2 separate regions of the Mus musculus genome follow, and region 1 is linked to region 2. Evidence: chromatin loops called from intact Hi-C (ENCODE). Cell type or tissue: gastrocnemius. All regions are shown on one strand. Links, peaks and the distances in the headings refer to the core of each region. The heading gives the core; the rest is flanking DNA. Region 1 overlaps Klf16 (Kruppel-like factor 16). Region 2 overlaps Mob3a (MOB kinase activator 3A).

Evidence for each region. Peaks named below come from ENCODE experiments on the same cell type or tissue, not always from the same donor. Only the 100,000 strongest peaks of a DNase experiment are listed, where the experiment ranks them.
Region 1: it touches region 2 in a loop (3-fold over the local background); 31 of 42 quality-filtered maps call a loop at or near these places.

What each region holds. Positions count from the first base shown.
Region 1 is chr10:80,561,580-80,571,459 of GRCm38, forward strand. It overlaps Klf16 (Kruppel-like factor 16), which reads right to left. Exons shown (of 2, transcript NM_078477.2): 2 at 5,542-7,643. The coding sequence ends at 7,342. It also overlaps a transcript of Rexo1 not described here. Among named protein-coding and RNA genes, the nearest start is that of Rexo1, 5.0 kb to the left of the region's middle. In gastrocnemius, for the core only: no CTCF peak of the experiment used is centred there; a DNase peak (open chromatin) is centred at 4,920; H3K4me3 peaks cover 931 bases; H3K27ac peaks cover 1,499 bases.
Region 2 is chr10:80,680,166-80,690,045 of GRCm38, forward strand. Mob3a (MOB kinase activator 3A) reads right to left here. Exons shown (of 4, transcript NM_172457.2): 3 at 9,687-9,880; 4 at 5,088-7,008. The coding sequence ends at 6,979. Among named protein-coding and RNA genes, the nearest start is that of Mknk2, 8.8 kb to the left of the region's middle. In gastrocnemius, for the core only: CTCF peaks have their summits at 4,257 and 7,892 (motif pointing left); DNase peaks (open chromatin) are centred at 4,222, 6,678 and 7,888; H3K27ac peaks cover 1,905 bases.

The sequences.
Region 1 (9,880 bases), core at 1,299-9,298, 120 kb before region 2:
ACGCCGGGAAGGGCTGACTGAAGTGCGCCTGCTTACAATGTCGTCTCCCGCGGAACTGTAGCCGTCGGAAGACCCGAAGCTTAGGACAAGAGAAGCTTTAAAGAACGCGTGATTATATGCTTCTGGTCCTGAGAACCTTCCGGCACCGGACTTTCGCGGGTGCAGCTTCGCAATCTTGAGCCTCAAGCCCCTGAGAAGCCTGGGCTGTCCAGAGTGCGCCTGGCTGGAAATGCACCGCGAGTCTCCGCTGTAATCTTTGGCTATATAAGGCCGTCGTGCGCCCCCCGGAGGACGAGGAGAGCTTCACGGCCAGGGTTTTTGTTTGATTTAGGATTTACTTTCTAATTCTATGTATGTGCAACATGAGTGTTTCTGATTCTCGCTGAAGTCAGAAAAGGGCTTTGGATACCCAGAAATTGGAGCTACTCATGGTTATGAACGGTCATGTGAGTACTGGGAACCGAACCCAAGTCTCCAATTGCTGTAAGTGCTCTTCACCACTGAGCCAACTCTCTAGCCAGGGTCTTAATTGGCTGAGGTGCCTATCCTGAGAAACCTACCTAATTGATGCTCAAATAGTCACCTAACCACGAGGGGTATCAGTGGGGCATTTCTTTTTTCTTTTTGCCGTGCCTAGATACATACACTAGACAAGGGCACTCCAACTAAGCTACACTCTGGAAATATATTTGATTTTTTTTTTTTTGTTTTTTTGTTTTTTTGTTTTTGCTTTGTTCTGGGGTGTTTGGAGGGAGGCGACACTGTGCACCCGCATGCAGAGGTTAGAGGAGCATACAGCTTCCCACCCCTTTGTTTAGTCTTCCATTTTCTTTCCTTTAAGACAGGCTTCTTCACTGAAGTACTTCAGCTGGGCAGGCTGGCTAGCAAGCTCCCAGCATCTGCTTGCCTCCACCCCAAAGCCTAGGGTGGCACTCACCTGGTCATACCCAGCTTTAAATGGGTGCTGGGGATTAGAACTCAGGTCCTGAGACCTGTGCACAGCTTTCTAACCCACTGAGCCCTCTCCCCAACCGCTTTTCTGTTTTGCTTTTGATTGAGGTAAGGTCTCATGTAACACAGACTGGATGGACTTGCCCATTACACAGTGCTGGAGATGAAACGCAAAGCCTTGTGCTTGCTAGACAGTTACTCCAGTCACTGAGCAACATCCCCAGAACCCCTCTTTCTGTTTGTCTGGACAGGGTCTGGCACTGTAGCCTAGACTGATCTTGGACTTCTGACAGTTTTCCTAAATGCTAAGATTACAGGCCTGAGTCACCATGGCCGCCTGCTTTTTAAATTTTTAATCAATTTATTTGGTGTTTATTTTAAAAGATTCTCCTTCTGCACTCCAGGCTCATCTCATTTTCAAATCTATAAAATCCATCTGCCTCAGCCTCTGGGATCCTAGGATTACAGACTTGAGCCAACACATGCAATTTTGGAAGGGTATTCTACCAGCATTTAACAATTCTCACAGAGAGAAGTCACCTGGATAAGCACTGGTGCATGACGAACATATGACATAGGCCCTGGGTTATTACACAGCCTCAAAAGCAATTCTGGTGGTGTACACCTATAGTCTCAGTCCAGTGGAGGTCGAGGTGGGAGCACACCTGTAATCTCAGTACAGTGGAGACAGAGGTGGGAACACACCTATAGTCTCAGTACAGTGGAGACAGAGGTGGGAACACACCTATAGTCTCAGTACAGTGGAAATAGAGGTGAGAGATTGACTCAGATCATTCTCAGTTACACAGAGAACTCAGGGCCAACCTGGGTTACCTGGAAACTGGTATTTTAAAATAAATAAAAGCTGGTTTTGTTTTGTTTTTCTGGGGTTTTTTTTGTTTGTTTGTTTTGTTTTGTTTTTTCAAGACAGGGTTTCTCTGTATCACCCTGGCTGTCCTGGAACTCACTCTAGACCAGGCTGGCCTCGAACTCAGAAACCTGCCTGCCTCTGCCTCCCAAGTGCTGGGATTAAAGGCGTGTGCTACCACACCTGGCTTGTTTGTTTTTCTGAGACACAGTTTCTCTGTGTGGCCCTAGATATCCTGGAACTCACTCTGTAGACCAGGCTGGCCTAAACCTCACAAAGACCTGCCTGCCTCTGCCTCTTGTGTGACAGGACTGTAGTCGTGCCACACCACCACCCACCAATAAAGATGTTTTTCAACATCTCTGGACTCCCTCAGCTTCCCACTCCCCAGGACATTGTTGGAATCACTGGAGCCAGAGCGTCAGATTGGGAGCTATGGAGATGGATGGTGGAAGCTGAAGCATAGCCTTCGAATGAGCTTCATGGTGCTGAGCTATACATGGAAATGAGGTTTAAGTGCACTTTCATATTCTGTGTGCCTTTATACAACTATTATCAACAACTGAAGGGGGCGGTGACAGGGCAGCTGTAATTTGGGGTCCAAAAGCAGGAGCTGTAGGTGACCCCAAGGCAGGGTCCCTCTATAGAAATACAGTCAGCCTAGCAGCAGGGCACCAAGATCAGCAAGAGGTGTTCCAGATGTGGCCTTTTCCCAACAAAGTTATTTGGCAAAGAGCCTGAAACAGTACAGAGATTGCTTCTCACGCACGGTAGAAGAGCAAAGGGAGCCGACCCAGGCATGGTTACTTCTCAGTACTGTCACATATAACTCAGCCTCTGCGAATATAGTTATCAGGATAATGTATGTCTCATCTCCGACCTCTGTCAGACCAGAGGTCCAGAGCTGGTGTCCCGGCAAGACAACCTGCAGCACAGCACCTGTCTGCTCACTCACCCGGGAGTTCGAAAGAAAGATCCAAATCTTTCTGCATCTGGCGCTGTTGTCCAACTCATCACTGCTGAATGATGGTGGCTTGACATGTGTTTTCCTTTTCTTGGCCTTGAACTCAACCATCTTACCTGGCCTCCTGAGTAGCTGAGAATGACAGACCCCCTAGGCTATTATGTTTGGGGTTTTGTTGGTTTTTTATCGGTAGGCTGCTGTGAACATTCTAAGCAGTGAAAATGATGTTGAACCTCTGATCCTTGTGGCTCCACCTCCCCAGCCCTGCCGTGCCCACCTTAGCCACACTTATGATCATGAAGAGAAACATAGGCAGAGGAAGGAACAATACAGCGCTTCCAGAACAAGTTGGGCTTGTTTCTTGTTTGTTGGTTTTGTTTTGTTTTTGGGAGGAGGTTGGAATCCTAGGCGGGGATCCAACCTGACCATGCCCCCAATTCCTCACTAGGGGCCTGTAAGGGGGTTGTTCTGCCACACTCTTCTCAGAAGGATCTCTGAAATAAGCTCAGAAATGGAGATGGGAGACCACAGAGCTGGCCAAGTACCTTTAGGTGCTTACCAACAAAGATAAAAAGCACACCACTAGCCGGGCAGTGGTGGAGCACGCCTTTGATCCCAGCACTCGGGAGGCAGAGGCAGGCGGATCTCTGAGTTCGAGGCCAGCCTGGTCTACAGAGTGAGTTCCAGGACAGCCAGGGCTATACAGAAAAACCCTGTCCTCGAAAAACGAGAAAAAAAAAAAAAAAAAAAAAGCACACAGCCACCCAGGAACTTAAATATGCGTGTTCATATCAGCACTAATCACAGAAGCCAATTTTAAATTCAATTCACAATCTGTGCATTGACAAATGAATGATGAACACGGGAGTCTTGCTCAGTCCTAAACTGAAGAATGGCTGTGACACATGACAATATAGAGTGGTTGCCAACACCTTACTGAGACCCTTTAATACATGTAGTTACTCATGTGGTGACACCAGCCATTAAAGTCTTTCATTGCTACTTTGTAACAGTAACTTTGCTACTGTTATGAATCGTAATGTAAATCTGTCTTAGTGACCCATGTGAAAGGGCTGTTGGACTCCCAAAGGAGTCGAGACCACTCACTGGTGTGGAGATGTTTGGTGAGAGAACCAACACAAAAGGCCAAGGGAGTAAGGGACTCCACAGAAAACATCCAGAACTTGGGGTGCAGACTTAAGAATGATGGCTAGGAAGGGGAGGGTACAGCTTATGGAGTAAGAGCTTATTTAGGCATAAAAGAATGTTCTGGAATTAGTCGGGGCAATAAAGCAGAAAAAGGCAAGAGTATGTAGTTGGTGCATATAGTGTGTGTGTGGGGGGGAGCAGCTCCTTCTAGAATCCCTCAGTGAGGCGGTGGGGGCGTGGCCAGCAGTTGAGACCCTCTTTAATATATGCAAAGTTCTGGATTCCGTCTCCAGCACCATCGAAAGTGTTAAAAAATTACTAGAGGCAGAGTTCTGGGGAGCTAACAGCATTTGCGGTTCTGCTGTTGGAGCGGATAGCTAACCACATTTGTGGAACTGAGGGCCGCGTACATGCTAAACAAGCTTTCACCATTCAACTGCATAGCACGAAACTGCAGAGACTCTGAATGGTACAAGGACCACACTGTGACAAGGCATGGGGACACCATGGCAGGCGCAGAGATGGAGCACACGGGCATCCGAAGGCGGCCCTGGAAATTCTTGTGTCTTTTGGATGTATCTTGCTTCATGCCAGCTCCTGCTGGTCTCCTGTGCTTCCTGTAAACAGGGGGAAAGGTCTGAGGTCCTTGGGAGTTAACTCCATAAGCAGTTGGAGCTTTTCCGTGATGTCCTCCCCTTGATCGAGTTGCAGGTGGTGGGTGATTCAAGATGGTTTTTGGTCCAAAGGAAGCCAAAATCTGATAGGAAGTATAGAGGACCCCAAAGTGGGTCAGAGAACCATGAAGGAGCTGGAGAAGCCAATGGGCTCATGGATACCTATGCAGGATGGTATGAATAGCACAAAGGCTAGGGGTTCGCCCCACCCAAGCGCTCCAGGAGGAGCCCATTTGGAGACCCTGCAGGGTGGAAGGCTACACCAGGGGAGTGGCCGCCCTGAGCCAACATACTCGCAGTTCTAGCGTTGGCCACTAGGTGGAGCACAGCACCTCCTCTGGCACAGCAGGTGCAATGGGGCGACTCAACTCCACCCCACCCCGTTGTTCCAGGTCCCAGAGCTCAGCAGACCTCTGGGATCTGATGTCTTTTTCTCAAACAGGGATTTAAGGTCTCATTGGTTCATAAAAGCTCTCAGCCTCTTAAATCCCCGCTCACACCCCTTATTCTGCACCAACCTAATTCTAAGAGTATATGCAGTAGGCATTCAACTTGACATAACAAGAATGGCTTGCGTGGTGGGGGAGGTCTTGAGGGACCTTTTGACTAAAGCTTGTTAGTTCCTCCCACTATGTGCAGCTCTAGGGGTCCGTCCCCACCCCCACCTCCCCTGCTGGCTCCAGAAGGGGGCGGGAAGCGGACGCCCCCAGGCACCCTGTCACCAAGCTCTGGTTGCTGGGTAACGGGGCAGGCGGGTGCGCAGCTGCACCAGGCGTGGGTGACTGAATTGTGCATGCTACTGTAGGCAGCCCCCCCCCCCAGGGCCTCAGAGGGTACTAGCACAGCTGGAGTATATAGGCAGGCTGCCTCAGTTCCCCCAGGATGTAGCTGGGGACCCTAGGGATCATGAGTACCAATCAGACAGACAGAAGGGCAGGTTTTTAAAAAGGGCTTCTTTAATTTAAATATATGGGTGAGAGGCCAGGCGGAATGGAGGAGAGGTGCCCCCTACAGAAAGAACAAATAAATCCCTTAGGACCCTTGTCCTGCCTGCCCTGCGTTCATCACCCTTCAATGGTTAGACCCAAGTCCCAGTTATCAATCAGAACCTGAAGTTGGGGGGCTGGGGGAGGACATCACGGAAAAGCTCTGATTGCTTATGGAGTTAACTCCTAAGAACCTCAGTCCTTTCCCCCTGTTTACAGGAAGGACAGGAGACCAGCAGGAGCTGGGATGAAGCAAGATACATCCAAAAGACAAAAAGAATTGGCCCCAGCCCCCCACCCACCCTGCAAACTAAGGCATCTCATTTCTGTGGCCAAAGAGAAGGGGCAAATGGAAGTACCCAGGAGAGGAGCTGGCCCAGGGCCCTCAGCCCAGCTCCAGAAGGGTGACCTCCCTCATGTAGGCTCAGGTAAAGGTAGCATTACCCAAAGCCTCCCTCATTTCATGATGGAAGATTCTGGAACAAATGGGAATGCCAGTAAACCCCCCACAGCCAACACAGGGCAGCTCAACTTTCTCTGTGTCCCCAATTTCTTGGTGTGTGTGTGGCAATCCCTAATTGCCTTTCTAGAAAAGAAATCCAGTCTGCAGTAGTAGAGGATCCTACTGTAGACTCTCCTGAGACCTTCCCCACTCACCCCTGAGGATGACGGCCACACAAGGGGACCCCCACTGGAACATGGAACTCAGAGCCTGAAAAAAATAAATCTATCCTGTGCAAAAAAAAAAAAAACCCGAGCTACCCCAGAAGGTCCAGGAGCTGAACGCCCTGTTCCCAATCCTGGAGTCCAAGGCCACCCTCTGCAGACACCCGAGAGTGTGGAGCACATGACGGCAGACCAGAGCCCTGTATCCATAGCCCGATGGCCGCAGGGGTCCTATAGATTGTCTGAGACGCAATGCCACAAAGGCCAAACTCAGGGACCCTAACCCAGTGGGAGTAAGGAGGCTAAGCCCCAGGCACCAGACACCCACTGTCTCTCTCACACATATGCACACCCAGATAGGGGGAGCCAGGCCCCCCCACACCAGCAGTCAGAGAGGACAATAAATAATTTCTTTCCCATCTGCCCAGCACCACACCCAAGGTGAGCGGGGATGTGGGGGATGCACCTCCACGTGCCCCACCTGTACCCCACAGCCCTAAGTTCTCTGAAAACTGTGGGTCTCCTGTACCCCTGGGGCTGGGAGTGGGGGGCCCTTATTGAGGGCAGAACCTATGGACACCTGAGATTTGAGTACCCATGGAAGGGGGTCAGCCAGGCTGCACCCCCCCCATTTCCCTGAACTTCCGCCAATGGCTTTCAGTGGAGTGGGGACAGGTAGGGGCCCATGGGAAGCCCCAGTCACCTATGGCTCTGTGTACCTGTGTCCCAACCTGGAGGGGTGACTAGGGGGCTGAAGACAAGGAGTGGGGTAGGCTTCATGCCCAACGCCACCCAGGAGGGAAAGCAGAGGGTGGCAGGAAGGGATGGGGGGGCCTGCCAACTGCCCATTTGGGGTCCCTGCAGAGGGGACAGGACAGTTAACCATGGCTATTTACAGACAGAACCTGAGGCCACCTCCCAGGCCCCCCAGGTGACCCAAGTCCATTCTCAGTCCCCTTGCTGCTTTCTTGAGGTGGGCTGGAACTCCAGGACACAGGCTCTCCAGAGGACAGATGTGTCCCTTGATAGAAATCCCTGCTGAGGCCCAGTAAGGAGGCCACTCAGGGTGGACACGTCAGGGCTCTACAAGCCAGCAGGAGCTGGGCTGGGGACAGGGCTAGGTGTGGGGCTTCCAGCCAAGCTGCAGGGCAGCGAGTCGCTGGGCGAGACGCTGCGGGCACCAGGTCGTCGCAGGAGTTCCGGGCGGAAGCCGGGATGTCGCCGGGCGTGCTTGGTCAGGTGGTCGCTTCGGGTGAACCGCTTGGTACACAGGGGGCAGGGGAAGCGCTTCTCCCCGGTGTGCGTCCGGTGGTGGCGGGCCAGCTCATCAGAACGGGCGAACTTCTTGTCACAGCCAGGCCAGTCGCAGGCAAAGGGCCGCTCACCTGGACAAGGAAGAGTAACCAGTGAGCACGTGAGCGCGGGCAGGGGATGGGTCCAGCTATACAAGTGGCCCTAATCAACACTCCTTGTCACCTTGCTTCCATCTCCTCCACTAGAATGACAGGCATGGGCCACCGAACCTGGCTGGTATTCAGAACCCAGGGCCTGCTGGGGGAGTATTCTGCCCATCGAGCTACATTCCGCAGTCCTATAGGTCTGTGGGAGGGTGGGGTCTTGGTAGCTGCACCATCTAGCCTAGAACTGAAGGCAATCTAGCCTCCCAAACACTGGGCCACCATGCCCCTGGCTAGCCTGTGTCTCTTTGGACACCACTCTGTCGTCTTCTGACCAACTTAACAGGTCCTCAGATGTGCTCCCAACAGTGTCCAAATCGCACAGAAAGAACGTTTCTCCAGGTCCTTCCCCGACACCCTGGGCCACCTGCAATTTTGAATCATCAGGCCCAAGCTAGTTTCAGCCCGTGGATCTGAAGCTGGGGTGCAGCTTCGCGATCTCATACTCTACAGAGGTAGGAAAGGTCAGGCAGCAATTCCAAACTTAGCTTAAATTCAATTCCTGAGGGGGAGGGCAGAGCGCCTAGGGGCGTGGCCTCAGGGAGTAGAGCCAGTCACACAGCAATTACTGCTGGACAGGGGCGGGCCTACTAGGCAACTTCCTCCACAAACCACTCCCACCGCCCTATTGGCCTCGCCCCGGTCCCCGCCAGCCCAACCAAGCTCTCTGGTCCTCAGGAGGCCCCCACAACACCAGGCCTCATCTTGTGGTTAACATCTTCCCAGATGGGCCTCCAAGGACCAAGAAGAGGCTGACTGGTTCACCCAGGACTTGGTTTGGATGGCTATAGGTTCCAGATCTGGAGAGGAGGGACCATATGCACGGTGTGTATCCAAAAGCCTAGGGTGGTGTGTGGACACAGTGTGGACCAGAAAGCCCGTGTACAATTCTGCTTGTGACAGAGTCCAGAGGAGGTTGGAGGCAGAACCAGGCCACTAGTGACCCAAAGGTCTAAGCTCTGGAAGCTACAATGGGACTAGTACGAGGCTACCTCGTGTGGTCTCCAGACTAATCCACCGGAGAACAGGTACTCTCAAAGACTCATGTCCCTCAGGAAATGGCCAAGGGGCCCTCTAGACAGGACTCATGGAAGTGAGGAGAGGGAGTGTAGAGGTGACCAGAAAGTGGAACAGATACTATTCTACACCGAAGGCTGGGGTGACAGCTTAGGGGATCCCAGGAGAGAAGAACTGAGGAACGGGAGGGAAAGTGGACGGATCTGGAACTAGGCGGGCATCAGCCATCACCGCCCAGGAAGCAGGCAGCTGAAAATTATCTCCATCCGGGCCCCCTGCAAACCACACCCAAGGGCCCCTCACCATGGAGGCGCAGAACGCAGGAAACTGCCACTGGGATACCCATGTGCCAATTCTATTTGGCATCCAGGCAACCTGAGGGCCCACAGGCTACAATCCTAGACAGCAAAGAAAGGGAAGAGGGACCGTGTACCCAGAAGGCTGCCCTTGTCATTTCCAAAGTGTCCTCCTAAATGATCCAAAATACTGGGTCCAGCCAGCGGGCCCCAGAAAGTACCCCTCCCCACCACAGAGCACAAAGGGCTCAATCTGGAGGGATGGGGCGCTTGTTTATAGGGCTAGGTTCCTAGCTTTGGAACAAGACACCAGGTGACAGAATGGTGTCCGTACAAGGGGGACAAGCAATCCTGTCGCCATTTTGCGGACAGAGGATGGGGGGCGGGGGAAGAGGAAAGGGGACACCCCCTTGCATGCAATCAGCTTACTTCCCCTTTCGGAGCCTCCCTGTGGGGCTGGTGCCCCCCCCCCATGTCCCCCTAGTTCTACTTTGTCAGGAGCAGGTTGCAGTGGAGGCGACTGCTGCCAGCACCAGCCTGCTGGGAACACAAATGCTGCACGTAGTTCAGCGATGGCGACCGGTGGTGACTTCAGCAGCCCAACTGGCCTTGCTCACGTGGTCCTAGCTCCCGCCACAGGGGAGACAGAGGCCCGGGCCAGGGTCGCCTAGCAGTGCTAGGAGCCTGCCAGTTCCCGCCCCACACTTGGGGGTTGGGAAGCGCACGTGTGCACCCCGATGGTGGTACGCCATGCTCACTAAACTCCACCCCACAACACTGGATGCACAGATGCCAAAAGCCTGGCCTGGATGTGCTAAGGTATCACAATTTACCCAGAAGGGTGACGTGAGG
Region 2 (9,880 bases), core at 550-8,549:
AGGTCTCTTCACACAGGGACAAGCACCAGAGCCAGCCACGGGACAAGCACCAGAGCCAGCCGCAGGAAAAGCCCAGCCCAGCCATGCTGGCCTTATTTTTTAACTCTTGTCAGACTTGTGACCTCTAGTCACACATAAGATGACCGATTTTGGCTCCTAAACTAGTAGTCACTTGTTGCAGTTGGCCTGGCCACACTGAGCCCAGGCCATAGAGGAAGAACTGAGACAGCTAGCAGGAGGTGGATCCAGGCTTGATGTCCCTGCCCCCTGACTGTAACAGGCCCCCTGGAAGGTACAATAGACACATGCTCTGCCACCCTGGTCCACAAGCCAACCTGTAGTCCTTGAAACCAACACATGTGTTCGGGCCATTCCAGACCTCTTGTTCTGTGCTGAATGTGGGGCCCAGCTGCTGGGCCAATAGAGGCTTAGAGAGGCCCAGAGCCAACTCTAGCCAGTAAGTTGTTCTAATTGAGCATCCTTAGCCATTCTTTTTTGTTTTGTTTTGTTTTTTTGAGACAAGGTTTCTCTGTATAGCCATGGCTGTCCTGGAACTCACTTTGTAGACCAGGCTGGCCTTGAACTCAGAAATCCACCTGCCTCTGCCTCCCAAGTGATGGGATTAAAGGCGTGTGTCACTACCGCCCGGCTTTAGCCACTCTTTTTTTTTTTTAAAATGTTTTTTGTTTTTTTGAGACAGGGTTTCTTTGTGTGGTCCTGGCTGTCCTGGACTCTTAAAGAAGGTGGCTGACTGATTTTGAGGTCAGCAGGTCTGCCAAAGGACCAGGGTATGAGCTGGGGACTGGGAGTCAACATGGCAGGCTAAACCTCACACCATTCTTCACATGACTGGGTGGCTCCTGGCTTAATCCTGGGTCTCCCAAGCCTATATTTCTCTTCTCCTTTTGGATTTTTTTAGATGGGATTTTTGCATCAATCTCCTACATCCACCTCCTAAGTGCTGGGGTTGGTTACACCAGAACACCCGGTTTATGTGGGTGCAGAAGATCAAACCAAGAGACTTAGTCACACCAGGACTGAGCTTCAACTTCATTTCCCCAAAGTAAGTTTTGTATTTATTTTTATTGTTTTGGTTTTTTTTAAGACAGGCTGTGTGTGTGTGTTTCACTCTGGCTGTCCTGGAACTCACCCTCTAGATTAGACTGGACTTGAACTTAAAAAGATCCACCTGCCTCCGCCTCCTGAGTGATGAGATTAAAGGGGTGCACCACCATACTCATCTGTTAATTAATTTAATTTTAAATGTTTTATTTTTATTTGTAACCACGTGTGTCTGACTGTATGCCACATGTGTGCAGGTGCCCGGAGAGTGGAAGTTAGAAGAGGGTGTTAGGTCCCCTGGAGCTGGAGTCAGAGGAGGGTGTGAACTGGTCAGTGCAGGTTCCAGGAACCAAATCCTGGACTTCTGTAGGAGCAACTAGCGCTCTTAACCACTGCACCACACACACACACACACACACACACACACACACAAAGGCTCAGCAGTCGAACACTGACTGCTCTTCCAGAGGTCCTGAGTTCAACTCCCAGCAACTATCATGGTGACTCAAAACCATCCATAATGGGATCTGATGCCCTCTTCTGGTGTGTCTGAAGACAGCTACAGTGTACTTCCATAAATAAAATAAATAAATAAAACAAACATCTTAATAAAATAATAATATTTTGTAATTTTAACTGGAGGGTTAGAGAAATGGTTCATGATTAAAAACACTGGCTGTTCTCGCAGAAGATTCCCAATGTAACAGGCCTCAGACCTTAGCACATCTGACTCCATGATGGAAGTACTGCTCAGGCCAAAACTAAAGCACAGGCCCAACCCGTCAAGGCCTATAGTTAGGCTAAAGTCTCTCAAGTACTAACCTGTTTTTTTAGCTTCTGTAGTTCCGTATCTGGCTAACTGTTCTTGCTAACTGAGGTATATCACCTCAGGATGTGGTTTTGTGCTTAAAAACTCACCCTGAGAAAGGCTCCAGGCTATACTGGGCTCTACACACAGAGACTATAGTGCAGTCACTGGCCCATAAAGACTTTGTCTGCTAAAACCTGTGTCTGAGTAATCTTCTCTGGTGGATCCCCCACAACACCAGAAGCACAGGGCAGGTCGCAGCCTCCTGTACTGTCAGCTCCAGCGGATTCGATGGCCTCTCCTGCCTTCAGTACACATTGGGCATATATATGTTGCACAGACACACATGCAGGCATACAACGCATATATAATATTTTTTAAATGTTGATGAGAAGAAAACGCATACTGCTCTCACCAGGCCTGAGTTTAGTTCCCAGTCCTTGCACTGGTGAATCAAAGCCACCCACGGGTCTGGCTTTGGGGATTCACTGCCACCCATGCTTGCAAACAACTTAAAAATAAAAATTTTTAAAAAAATTTTGTTTTCCCTGGGCAGTGGTGGCACATGCCTTTAATCCCAGCACTCAGGAGGCAGAGGCAGGCGGATTTCTGAGTTCGAGGCCAGCCTGGTCTACAGAGTGATTTCCAGGACAGCCAGGGCTACACAGAGAAACCCTGTCTCGAAAAACAAAACTAAACAAAAAATTTGTTTTCAAGATAGGGTTTCTCTGTATAGCCCTGGATGTCCTGGAACTCACTCTGTAGACCAGGCTGGCCTCGAACTCAGAAATCTGCCTGCCTCTGCCTCCTGAGTGCTGGGATTAAAGACATGTGCCACCTTGTCCAACATAATAAATAAATCTCTACATTTCTAGAAATGTACAGTAAGGTCAATTGGCAGTACTCAGCTATGGAGAGGGCATCCAGAACACACACTTCTCAGGGAGCATGAGCTGGACACAGGACACACGGCTCATGGGAGGTCCCTGGAGTCGGCAGAGCCCTCAAGACAGAAGTGGGTGGTTGTCGGGGAAGGGTGGGATCAGCGTCAGACGAGCAGAGCTCCAGTGTGCAGAGACAGCAGCCTGGAGCTTGATGGTGGAAACAGCTGCACACCTCCTCCATCCTTCATCTGGTCATCCCAAGAGTGACCAGTGAGTGACATAGGATGGTGAACTACACTGATCTATCTTGTTAGATGCCCCAGGGGCCCGAGTCCTTGTCACTGGCTGGCATCTTGCTGTGTCTAGGCAACAGGACAAACCAACACCATTCACAGTCCTTAGCCTCATCCAGGGTAACAGTGACGTGGCTAGCCTGGGACACGGGCTATGGGTCAGGAGATGCAGAGGGCTGAGCACAGAGGATCTCTCTGGTGATCTGGGTCAGATGCCTGAGTTGTGACTGGGCCACAGGCCTTTCACATACTGAGACCAAGACTACAGCAGGCATCGGTGCCTGACCACACAGCCAGGTTCCCAACAACCCAAAGAACACTGTGTGTGGGCTGGGTGGAGGAGGCATGGAGGTGACAGGGCCTGCCTGATTCTGTGTCCTCAGGTAACTGGATGCTGGAGAAGGCTGTGTGTTGTTGCTCCAGTGGTCTTAACTTCTCTGGGGACATGTTGGGGACAGTGTCCCTGTAAGTATCCCAGGGTAAACAATGCAGTGGTCACAGAAACATCTAGTAACATGGGCCATGCACCCTGGGTGGCCTTTGGGCCATCAGAAGGGCCACCTAAAACACCCACACTAGACACATAGTGTGTGCCAAGGCCAGATCCTGCCAATCAAGGCCAGGCCAGGTGCCCTTGCCACAGCCTGGGTGTCATTCCAGAAAAGACATTGAGGGACACTGAGTTCAGGCTGCTCAGTGACAAAACCAGATAAAAAAGGCCACACAGTGGAGGACTCCATGACAGGAACTGTCCAAAAGAGGCAAATCCAGACTCAGGGTATCATATCCACTGGGGAGGTGAGGGGATAGGGTGCTCATGTCCCCTTACCCCGGGTGGCATCTGTGCCTTCTGGCACGGGTCACTGTAACCTCATTGATTGAACACAGGCTGACCTTCAAATGAAGACCTACAAAACCTCGGATTTTGGGAAAGACAGTGCCTTTCAACAGTATTACTTAGTGAAGTAGATCATCCGACCATGTGATAGGCACAGGCCATCTCCATCCCAAACCTGGGACACTCGTGTCTCTTGTACATCACATTTCTCCTTAACCTGTCTGACACTAAAAAGAAGTGCTCTTCCCTCCAGCTCTAGCTACTCATCTCAAGGCCAGAGAAGCCAGGCAGGGAGGAAGCTGGGGACCAGCCCAGTGGCTTCACCAGCACTCAGTGGCACTTTCCTTCCTTAGGCCGCATCGCCCTCTATGAATGAGAAGCGGCATTGCAAGGGGCACCTCTGAGAGCTGCCTCAGCACACACAGGTGAGCCTTCAACAGCTGCTCCAGCAGGGTACACAAGGCAAACTTACAATTTGGGAGGCAGAAGCAGGAGGATCGGATCGGCATAAACTGGAAGTCAGTGAGGCTTGTTTCAAACCACCTGGAAGGGCTAAGCAGGAGATTACTCTAAACAAAGTTGCTCTAATGTTGGGATCTACAACCATAAAACGAACATGGAGATTCAGACGGCTGTCAAAACTGTAGGCCGGGCAGTGGTGGTGCACACCTTTAATTCCAGCACTTGGGAGGCAGAGGCAGGCGGATTTCTGAGTTCGAGACCAGCCTGGTCTGCAGAGTGAGTTCCAGGACAGCCAGGGCTATACAGAGAAACCCTGTCTCAAAAACAAACAAACAAACAAACAAACAAACAAAAAACAAAACAAAAACAAACAAACAAACAAACTGTATGCTTTTCACTTAAATCAGAGGGGCTGGAGGACTGGCATGAAGGCCCTGCCTAGAATTCCCCAGTAAGGGGCCTGGGGGCGTGGTTAGGGGTAAAAGGCAGAGAGTTGTCCTCTGACCTTCACACTCACAGTGGCCACACAACACACATAACTCACATTCATGCAACAAAAGGAAAACCCCATCTCAAAAGGAAAGAAAGTTGTCAGCTATACTGAGTCTGCTTTCTATGTCGTTTCATGTTATCTTGTAGTACCTGGGCCCTTCGTGGTCGAACAGGCTGTTATCAAAGCTTGTCACCAGGCCATCTTTCAAGAAGGGAGCTGGGCAGAAACAACAAGGAGCAGCCCGCAGTATGGAGAGGACCACTTTATTCTTAGGCTGGCACAGAGGTGGGAGTGAATGAGGCAGGTGGACCCCTCCCTGGGCTGCTGGGATTTGGCAAGGTGGCCAAGTCTTACAGGTGAGAAATACACTCAGTCAAGCCTTGAGGGCTGGTCCCTGATTCTTCCAGAGCTGGGTATTGGGCACAGTGACTTCGGGAAGTACCCAGGGGTGTCTCTCAGCCCTGGGCTCAGGCAACCAAGCTTAAACTGTACACATTTAGTTTAGTGGCAGCCTCTGGAAAAGTAACCAGAATTCCTCAGGGTCTTGAGAGTGCAGAGGTCTCAGGGAATGGCCATGAGGCTCAAAAGTTGGAGCTGGGAACAGTCATATTCTGCTACACCCTCCATGGCATGACAGACAGGGACCTGCTGGAGTTTGGTCCTGTGGCCCACAGGGGCCACACAACACACATAGTTTTGCTACACAATAGGCTGCCACTGAAGAGAGAGGTTCCTGTCACCACCTTCCAGGAACTGCAGATCTAAGGGTGGGAGCCACAAGTGAATTCATTACTGGATCCCAGGTTAGCCCAGATACTGTTCCCAGGAGGGTGGCCACTAGAAACCAGTTATCAGTAATCCCAAAAATCTCCAGATGAGCTGGCTGACACTTGGGGGCAGAGGCAGGTGGATCTGTGAGTTGGAGGCCAGTCTGGCCTACAGAATAAGTTCCAGGACAGCCAGGGCTACATAGTAAGAGCCTGTCTCAAAACAAAAACAAAGACAAACAAACAAACAAAACCAAAAATATTTCTGAATAGACTTGGGTTTGGTACCTTACATCTTTAACAAAGCACTTGGGATGCAGAGGCAGGAGGATCTCTGTGAGTTCCAGGCCAGTTTCAAAACCAAACCAACAATGTAAAAAAAGAAAGGAAATGAAGCCAGCCGTGTTCACAACAGAGCCAGTCTGTGTGTGCGTTTGTGTGGCTGCGCACTGGGGTAGCCCATGGCTGCCTGATTCTCCCTGTCCCCTGGGCACCCTATGTCTGGCTCTCCCAGGCTCCTCCATGGGTGTGGGGGTCACACATGTGCACTCACGCTCACGTGGCAAACACCTCCCCACTGTGCAGAACCTTACCGGTTTTGTTTTGTTTCTTTAAGACAGGGTCTCTCTGTGTAGACCAGGCCGGCCTCGAATTGACAGATCTGCCTGTCACTGCCTCCTGACTAGGATCAAAGGCCTGTGCCACCCTGCCTGGCTCCTTTACATTTTTTTTTAAGACAATCTTGTTATGAGACCCTGGCTGGCCTGACCATTACTGTGGAGGTCAGGGTGGCCTCAAGTTTATAGCAATCCTCCTTGCAGCTGCCTGCAGAGTCTTGGGATCATAGGCATGCAGTGTATGCACCCTTCCTGACCTACAAAGACCCCCAGAACACCCAATACTGGGAGTCCTGCCCTGGGGGTGCTGGGGGTGGCATGGCACATTAGTTCATCTTTGGAGGTATGCTGGCTGCCTATGTGGTCACCCACACACAATGTGGCTGTAAACAGAAGACATCTGGTGGCCCCTCCCCTTCCAGGTTGGCAAGTGAGGGACAAAGCTGTCAGGGCAGAGAGCCATGGAGAAGGGACAAGTGGTGGTTAGCAGTGGCTCCAGATCCTGCCTCCTCTCGGAGGCCATGGCACATACAGTGTAAACCCAGTGGCTGAAAGCACAGTGTCCAGGTTCAAGTTCAGGCCCTGGATGCCGGCAAGGGGACGGGTTAGAGTCAGGGCCCACAGTCACCACGAGAGGGGGCGGAAGCTGTGGTCTTGCTGCTCCTCAGACAGTGGCGTGAGTGAGCGTGCCATGCTCCTGAGACACGAGCTGCACACAGTTGTCTCCCCAAGTCTCAGCGGACGGGAGGGGTCCTCAGTGACACATCCGTGATGTCATCTCTTTCTGTAGAGACCAGGCAGGTATCAGAAAACAAGAAGCAGGTAGCAAAGACCTCATACAACCCAAGACATGTTAGACGCTGAACAGTGGGCATGGTGGGTGGGGGCAGCTCCCTGTGACTGACAGAGCCTGTGCCACTGATCTGGGGTGATGTGCTGTGATTAAGTCCACCTGAGGTCTGGTCCTGGGCTATGGGCCAGCACTGCTTGATAGAGAGGTCAGCAGTGGGAAGTGGGCAAGCCAGGAGCCGTGGTCATATCTATCATGTTATTGCTCGGGACGTAGGGGCAGGAGGGATCTCGAGTTCAAGGCCAGCCTAGGCTTTATGAGATTCTGTCTTAAAACAACTACAGAAGCAGGCTGTGGGGCCAGTGAGATGGCTCAGGAAATAAAGATGCTTGCACCCAAACCTGACTACCTGGGTTTGAGCCCCAGGTTCCATAGAATGGAAAGAGAGAACTAACTCTTGCAAGTTGTCCTGTGACCTTCAGGTGCATGCCACGTCAGCCATGTTCACACGCAGAAATACACAACACAGAAAAACAAAAATATAATACAATTAAAAGTTAAAAAGAAAAAGCACGGGGCTGGAGAGATGGCTCAGTGGTTAAGAGCACTGACTGCTCTTCCGAAGGTCCTGAGTTCAAATCCCAGCAACCACATGGTGGCTTACAACCATCTGTAATGGGATCCAAAGCACTCTTGTAGTGTGTCTGAAGACAGCAACAGTGTACTTAGATATAATAATAAATAAATTTTAAAAAAAGAAAGAAAGAAAAAGAAAAAGCACGAGGCTGGAGAGACAGCTCAGTCTCTGTGCATGGCCGTTCCGAAACAGGCCAGAGTTCCAAGTGTCTGAAGCTCCAGTTTTTGAGGATCTCACACCCCCTTCTGGCCACAGTGGCACTGTACACTGCTACATCCACTCCAGTAGTGACTCGCATTACAGGTTTGGAAACCTGGAAGCAGTCCTGAGGCAAAGAGTTTCAAAGAAACTCAGCCTCCTGGAACCCTGGCATTCTCACAGCTAGAATGCCCCAGATTTGACCCTGCAATATCGTGGAGGGTCTTGCATGCTTTCTTACAGTATTTTACTGGATAAGAGTTAGAAATCTCAGGGCAAGCTTAGCAAAGTATACTTCTTAGAATCTTCATTACAGCCAGGTATAGCAGGGCTATACAGAGAAACCCTGTCTTGAAAAAAAAATGCAAAGAAACCAAGCCAGGTCTATAATCCCAGCACTGGGAAGGCAGAGGCAGGCGGATCTCTGAGTTCCAGGTTCCAGGACAGCCAGGGCTACACAGAGAAACCCTGGCCTAACAAGACAAATAAACAAACAGACAAGTAAGTGTAGATTGCTGTCTGTAAGCAGGTGAGGGCAGGTGAAAGATAAGGCTAGAGCCTGTGATTGGGCAGTGGAAAAAGAAGGTGGGCTGAGAGTTTTAGAGACAAGTATAGAGAGACAGACAAGACAGAGAGGGAGATGGAGATGAGGTGACAAGATGGAACCTATAGGAGAGGAAGATGAACTGGATACATGTGGCTTGAAATAGCCACAGGTAGCTATGGATACCACAGAAGAGCGACAGGTAATGCAGGGCAATTTGTCCAATCGAGGTGGGCGGCTTGTGTCAATATCAACTGAGTTTTGAGTTCTCTGTGTGGGCATTTTGGGGATGAAGAATTTACTGCTATAAATCTGACTGGTACTTTAGATGGGGTCAGGGTTTAGAGTAAGTTCGAAGCAGATAAGCCTCAGGGGATGGATGAGTGGGAATGTCAGAGTGGTTCAGGGGTGGATTGTTTTTTTAATAATTACACGCTACAAATAAGTCTTTAAAAAAAAAAAAAGGAAGAGGGCTGGCGAGATGGCTCAGCAGGTAAGAGTACTGACTGCTCTTCCAAAGGTCCTGAGTTCAAATCCCAGCAATCACATGGTGGCTCACAACCACCCTCTTCTGGTGGTGCATCTGACAGCTACAGTGTACTTACTTATAATAATAAATAAATCTTTAAAAAAAGAGAGAAAAAAAAGGAAGAAAAGAAAAAAAAAAAGAAAGACAAAACATTTTAAAGTTGATTGTGACCAGGCATGATGGCACAGACCTATGATCCAAGCGCCTGGGAGGCTGAGGCAGGAGGATCACCTCAGGTTCCCGGCTAGTGTGGACTATGTGGTGAATCATAGGCCAGTCTAGGTTATAGAATGGAAAAGGATCAGAAAAAGAAAATCAATCAATCAATCAATAATCCACCCCTTGTTCTCCAGGAGGTGGAGCACAGGCTGCCTGTCCCGTGCGCTGCTATCTGGCCAGTGCTCTACCCACTGTGAGCCCCATGGGATGGGATGGCTAATATGAGCCCCATGGGATGGGATGGCTACCACGGCACCCTCTCTGCTGTGGTGAACCAGAGCATCTAGGACTTCTGTGTTCTGGAGGGCAGCACGCAGGGCAGGCTATGCCCACCATTAGTATATGAGCCTTACTAGCATGGGGAGCAGAGATCCTTGGGGTAACCAGGCCCTGCGCCTTCTCAACTATTGCCATCATACTCTGTCTCCTCACCTGTGTGACCCAGTGCTAAGGACACCCTCTGGCTGCTGGCCCAGAACACTGCAGCAGAGTAGTGGTGGCCTGGACCCCACCCAGCAGGAGTAATGGTGCCCACCCCCACTCACCAGGGGCTCCAGCTCTTTGGGGTCAATGAGGTTGAACTCGGTGACAAAGTAGTAGAAGTGCTTGTAGCAGGTGTTGACGTGCGCCTCAGAGCCCATCTGGGCGATGCGGTCGAAATGGTGGATGTACACGTGCACGAACACACGGAACAGCCTTGACAGGATCTTGCGCACTGCCTGCAGGAAGGTCTTGGGGA